Linked DNA regions of Mus musculus: region 2 is linked to region 1. The links are chromatin loops, found by intact Hi-C in ENCODE. Cell type or tissue: left cerebral cortex. All regions are shown on one strand. Links, peaks and the distances in the headings refer to the core of each region. The heading gives the core; the rest is flanking DNA.

Region 1 (2,811 bases), core at 136-2,635:
AGACCAAAAATATAAAATAATAAAATAATAAAAATAAAAAGTAGATGGTGCCTGTGGAATGGCACCTGAAGTTGTCCTCTGGCCTCTACATACATGCTCTCCCCACCCCCATACATGGACATTAGTTAAAAATACAGGAAAGAAAGTAGCCCCAAGAACCTATAGGGTGCCCACAGACCCATAAAGTCTTGCCTAGGGCGTAGGTGAGACCAGCTGAGATTCACCAAAGGTGAGCTCTTAGGAGAGTGAAGGTGGCCTTAGTGAAGGTGAGCTCTTAGGAGAGTGAAGGTGGCCCGTGTTACTCGAGGGCAGGCAGGGGAGGCAGACGCAGGATGTTTCCTCCCATCCACCCACCTGAGTCACCAGAAACGCTCTCCTTAGGGACACGGGGATGAGGCAGTTAGAGACCCCCCTCCTGTCCTGCTAAGATCAAATCCCTCAGGATTTTCAGAGGAGAAAGTTTGCCAGGAGCCAGTCACATCTGAAGGACTTGGGAACTAGCCAGAGCTTTACACACAAATCCTTCCCTAATAACAAGCAAAACCAGCCCCTGTATTAGACACGTGGGGAAGCAGACCAGGGACCCACAGAGAATTGCTTAGAGCTTTTACTACCTGCTGAGACCATGTGTAACCCTTTTCTCAGGAAAAGAACAGAATTCAGAATCTAAACAATGTCCAGGATAAGATCAGCTTCTTGTAGACAAACAGAGAAGTAAGATCATGGGACCTTTCACTACAAAAACAAAAACAAAAACAACACTAATGTCAAAATGACCCTGGGCCAGAGTCAGCACACAGAGTCTGAAGATTAAAGGCTGTGCTCACAAGACATAGCCTGGTGTTTGACACATCATAATTCCCAGTAAATGTCAGCTGTTGTTCCTCTAACTGCCTCACCTACTGAGTTCCTACTGACTGTACAGCAGGGCCCATGGGAAGCCAGCATGTGCAGTGATGAGCGAGGACCATCCTCTCTGCACTGACTCGCAGTATGGGTTCTTCAGCTCCTGCCTTGCTTGCCTCGTCTATGAAGTGGGGGTGCAGGCAGATCACCTCAGAGGGCCCTTTCTCTTGGGGAGTCTGAGTGTGCCTAGCATAGTCCAAGATAAGCTCTGAGCTAGAGCCAGTAAGAGGCAGTTAGAGACGGAATCAGATCTGCTGCCAACATGGGGATGTTCTTCTCTGGGTATAACAATGCTGGGCTGTGGGCTGAGCCTGAGCTCATTTTCCGAAGGAAACTTTCTGAAGAAATGTCTCCTAGCAACTGGCAGCACAAGCCCTTACAGAAGCACAAAGGCTTCCCTTCCTCAAAGCCCTCTTGGCAACCACTCATCTGAGGTGCGGCTGTGAAGAGGGCTAGTGCAAGGGCATCTGGTAGCTTGTAACACTGGGAGGACCTCTACCCACACCCGCCATTTCTTTTCCTTTTCAATAAGCAATCTAGCCTTGGTACAATGGCATGGCTTCAAGCCTGAACTCTAAACCCAGTCCTTATTAGCTGGCTGGCTTTAGGCAAATTACTTCAACCTCTTTAGGCAACGTGGACCACATTCTACAGTCCCACTTGTAAAATGTGAGTGTTAATTGTAGATGTATGTTCCACTCAGACCCTCTCCGCAAAGCCAGAACACCCATCCATCCCACTGCTGGCTCGCTTCACAGAGAAATTAGATCATGGCTGGTAGGGAGCACTGCATCCAATGGTGTTTGGGCTGGGCACACATCAGGGAACCCTCTTTCCAGAGTGCAATAGCCAATGACTAATGGTGGGGAGTATCGAAGTGCATTCCCGCTGCTTCAAGGGCATCAGTGCTGTGGCACCATACCTCTCTAGATTCTCCATGACTGAGGCTGTACTCACAGGACCCCACATCAGTTTCTCAACCGCCTCCCCTGCCATACATAATTGGTTCCCTGATTCTTTACTGGCCCCCTATAAGAACTGTCCTGCAATAAATCTTCTGCCCCAAGCCATTCCCATCCCAGACCCCTTCTCCTATCTCCCATCTCCTCCAAGCTACAGGGAGGATTCAGCAAAAGAATGCCAATGCCTACACATGGCAGATGCTCAGTAAGTTGGCACCATTACCATCCTTCCCCCCATAATTATCATAGTTAAGGCTGGGCCTGAGGCTCAGGATAGCCTTGGTGTGCAAGAAGGGTTGCATTTGGACTGGCTAACACAGTGAAGAAAGATTACCAGCCTCCTTGTATGCCTTACTTAATAGTAGTAAATTACTTTTCCAATAAAAGCAACAAAAGTTCAATCTTTAAAAAACTCAAAGAATGCAAAGAACTACAAATGAATTAATAAAAGAATAAAATCCCCCTACCACTTAAGTATAATTCCTGAAGAAATTTTAAATTATATCCTTCCAAATGATTTCTACATAGATATTTATATAATGTCGATATGCAGACACATATGTACATATAAACATGTATAACTGATACATATAATTGCATATATATGTGTGTAAGTGTAAATATATAAGCAATACCAAAATATATAGTATAACACTACAAATGTCATATACACAATTTTAGCCCCAACTGTACATTGTATAGAGGCCCCTATCTCAGAATATTTACTTTATTGACTATCTTTTTTTTGGTGTATGGGTATGTATGTATACATGTTTGTGTATGTTAGTGTTTATGTTTGGGTACATGTGTACACACATGTACAAAGACCAGAGGTCAACATCAAGCGTCTTCACCAATCACTGTCATCTTTTGAAACAGGGTCATTCATTAAATTCAACAATTTGGGCTATTCTGTCTGGCCAATGAGCTGCAGAGATCAGCT
Region 2 (2,811 bases), core at 61-2,560, 67 kb after region 1:
AATGTTCTGTAATATGTGCCTAAATCAGAAAAGAAGAATAATCTCACAAAAGAAGAAAAGTCTCAAATAAGTAACTTTACTCCTCAGAAAATAAGAAAAGAGCCACAAATTCAGAACAAATTTTATAAAAGGGTGAAATAAACAACTTGAGAACAAAAATAAAATATAGAAAAATAAAAAAGATAAGCATAACTAAAAGTTATTTTTTGGAAATGACAGAATTGACAATGTTGGCCAGATTATGAAAAGAGAAACTTTAATCAGTACCATCCAGGACTCCAAGTGGAACAGCAGCTAAACAGAATTTAAAGAGAATACAATAATGGTTCTGAAATTTCACTAAGAATGCATATTTATTAAATTCAGTTTTCTTTAAATAAAACTTCAGACCAGAAAGAAAAGAAAGAGAGGGAAGGAAGAAAAGAAGGAAAGAAAAGAGAAAGAAAGAAAGAAAGAAAGAAAGAAAGAAAGAAAGAAAGAAAGAAAGAAAGGAAGGAAGGAAGGAAGGAAGGAAGGAAGGAAGGAAGAGTGCGCGAACAAGGGAGGGAGGGAGGGAGGAGGGAGGGAGGAAGGAAGGGAAAGGAAGGAAGAAGGCAGGCAAGGAAGGACAGAAGGAAGGAAAGGGAAGGAAGGAAGGAAGGAAGGAAGGAAGGAAGAAAGAAAGAGAGAGAGAGAGAGAGAGAAAGAGAGAGAGAAGGCGGGAGGGAGGGAAGGAAAGATGGAAGAAGGCAGGCAAGGGAGGAAGGAAGGAAGGAGGGAAGGAAGGAAGGAAAGATAGGAGAAACTCCAAGTATGCAAACTCACAAATGAAAAAGGAGACATGACAAATGAGTCGGCAGGCGTAGGAAGGGTCACAGGAGACTATGACAAACAAATGGAGACCAACAAGTTGGATAACCTAAAAGTAATGAAAATGTTTATAGAAGCAACATACCAAGGCTGAGTCGTGAATAAACAGAAAATCTCAACAAACTAGTAACAAGTGGGGATACTCAGTCAGGAATCAAAGCCAGCAGATGTGGTGGCACACACTTGCAAACTACAAAGTAAGGCCACACAACAAGTGCCTTAGGGTCTGAACTCACTGATGAATGTTGACAAATATTTTATAGTATTACACTGTGGAGGCAACAGTAATTGTTAAAACTCAGCATGACCTAGAGTCACCTAGGAAGCAGGCCTCCAGGAACACCTGCGAGGGAGATTATCTTGATTATGTTGGCCTCTGAATCCATAATGAGGGTTAGTTTGATATGAATTAAGGTAGAAACCTACCCTAAGAGGAGCTGGCACCATCTCCTGGGCTGCACTACAAACTACAATCAACAAACAGGACCTCATGAGACTGAAAAGCTTCTATATGGCAAAGGATGCCATCATTCAGACAAAGCTACAAAATGGAAAATGATTTTCACCAACTATACATACAACAGGGGGTTAATAACCAAGATATATATTATAAAACTCAAAAAATTAACATCAAGAAGACAAGCAAACTAAAAAATAGGATACAAATCTGAATAGAGAATTCCCAAAAGAGGAAACTCAAATGGCTGAGAAGTACTTATGGAAATGTTTAACGTCCTTAGTCACTACAGAAATGCAAATCAAAACTGCTTTGCGATTCCTCAGCTATGGTGAGGATGTGGAGTAGAGGGAACACTCATTTATTGTTGGTGGCAGTGAAAACTTGTACAGCCACTATGGAACATCAGTGTAGTTGTTCCTCAGAAGGATGGGAATCAATCTACCGCAAGATCTAGCGCTACCACGTGAGGTGGTTGGAAGGCACCCATAGACTCACAGGGAGTGGCATTATTGGAGGTGTGGCCTTATTGGGGAAAAAAATGTGTCACTGGAGATTGGGTGTTGAGGTTTCAGAAACTCGAGTCAATTCTAGTGGCTCACTGTCTTTTCCTACTTCCTGCCAATCTGGATCTACATCTGCCTCCCCAGCACGCTGTCTGCCTGTGTGCCACCATGCTTTCTGCCATGACATAATGGACTGAATCTTGAAACTTATATAAGCCAGCCCCAATTAATGTTTTCCTTTATAACAATCGCCTTGGCCATACTGTCAATTCACAGTAACAAAACCTTAATTAAGACATAGCTCTTGAGGATATACCCAAAGGATACCTCATCCTACCACAGAAGCCATTGTTCAGCCATGTTCATTGCTGCTCTTTTCATAATAGACAGAAATTGGAAACAACCTAGATATCCAATTAAAAATGTGGTAGACTTACATAGTGGAGTGTTACTCGATTGTTTAAAAAATAATAATAAAATCTTGAAATTTGCAGGTAAATAGATGGAAATTTAAAAAAAACACATCCTGAGTGAGGTAACCCAGAAAGACAAATGTGGTATATATTCACTTATATGTTGTTAGCTGTAAGTCATTGATGAGCAAGCTACAATCTTTAAACCACAAAGATGAGGTAGAAAGTAAAGAAGTAGTGGGGAGGGATGAATCTCTAGGAAGGGGAAATAAAACAGATAGTTATGGGTGGATGGGGTGGGAGGGACTAAAATGGGAGGATCAAATAGGGAGAAGGAAGGAAGAGGGGGCAAGGGAAGAAATTCAGGGTGGTCAGTTGAAAGTGCCATTTGAGGGGTTGTATGGAAACCTAATATAGTATAAGCTTCCTATAATATATACATATATAAAGGTGATCTAAATGAAATTGCCAAATACTGGGGAAGACAAAGTCCAAACTGGACATCTCCCATCACCAAATGAATCTTCCAGTACCAGGAATGAGTTACACCCAATAGAGCTGTTGGCCAAAAGGGTCTCAAGGGAAC

Evidence for each region. Peaks named below come from ENCODE experiments on the same cell type or tissue, not always from the same donor. Only the 100,000 strongest peaks of a DNase experiment are listed, where the experiment ranks them.
Region 2: it touches region 1 in a loop (2.1-fold over the local background); 13 of 42 quality-filtered maps call a loop at or near these places.

The regions. Positions count from the first base shown.
Region 1 is chr14:8,328,196-8,331,006 of GRCm38, reverse strand. No RefSeq gene overlaps it. Among named protein-coding and RNA genes, the nearest start is that of Fam107a, 20 kb to the right of the region's middle. In left cerebral cortex, for the core only: no CTCF peak of the experiment used is centred there; a DNase peak (open chromatin) is centred at 1,201.
Region 2 is chr14:8,260,915-8,263,725 of GRCm38, reverse strand. No RefSeq gene overlaps it. Among named protein-coding and RNA genes, the nearest start is that of Acox2, 3.3 kb to the right of the region's middle. In left cerebral cortex, for the core only: a CTCF peak has its summit at 1,293 (motif pointing left); a DNase peak (open chromatin) is centred at 1,278.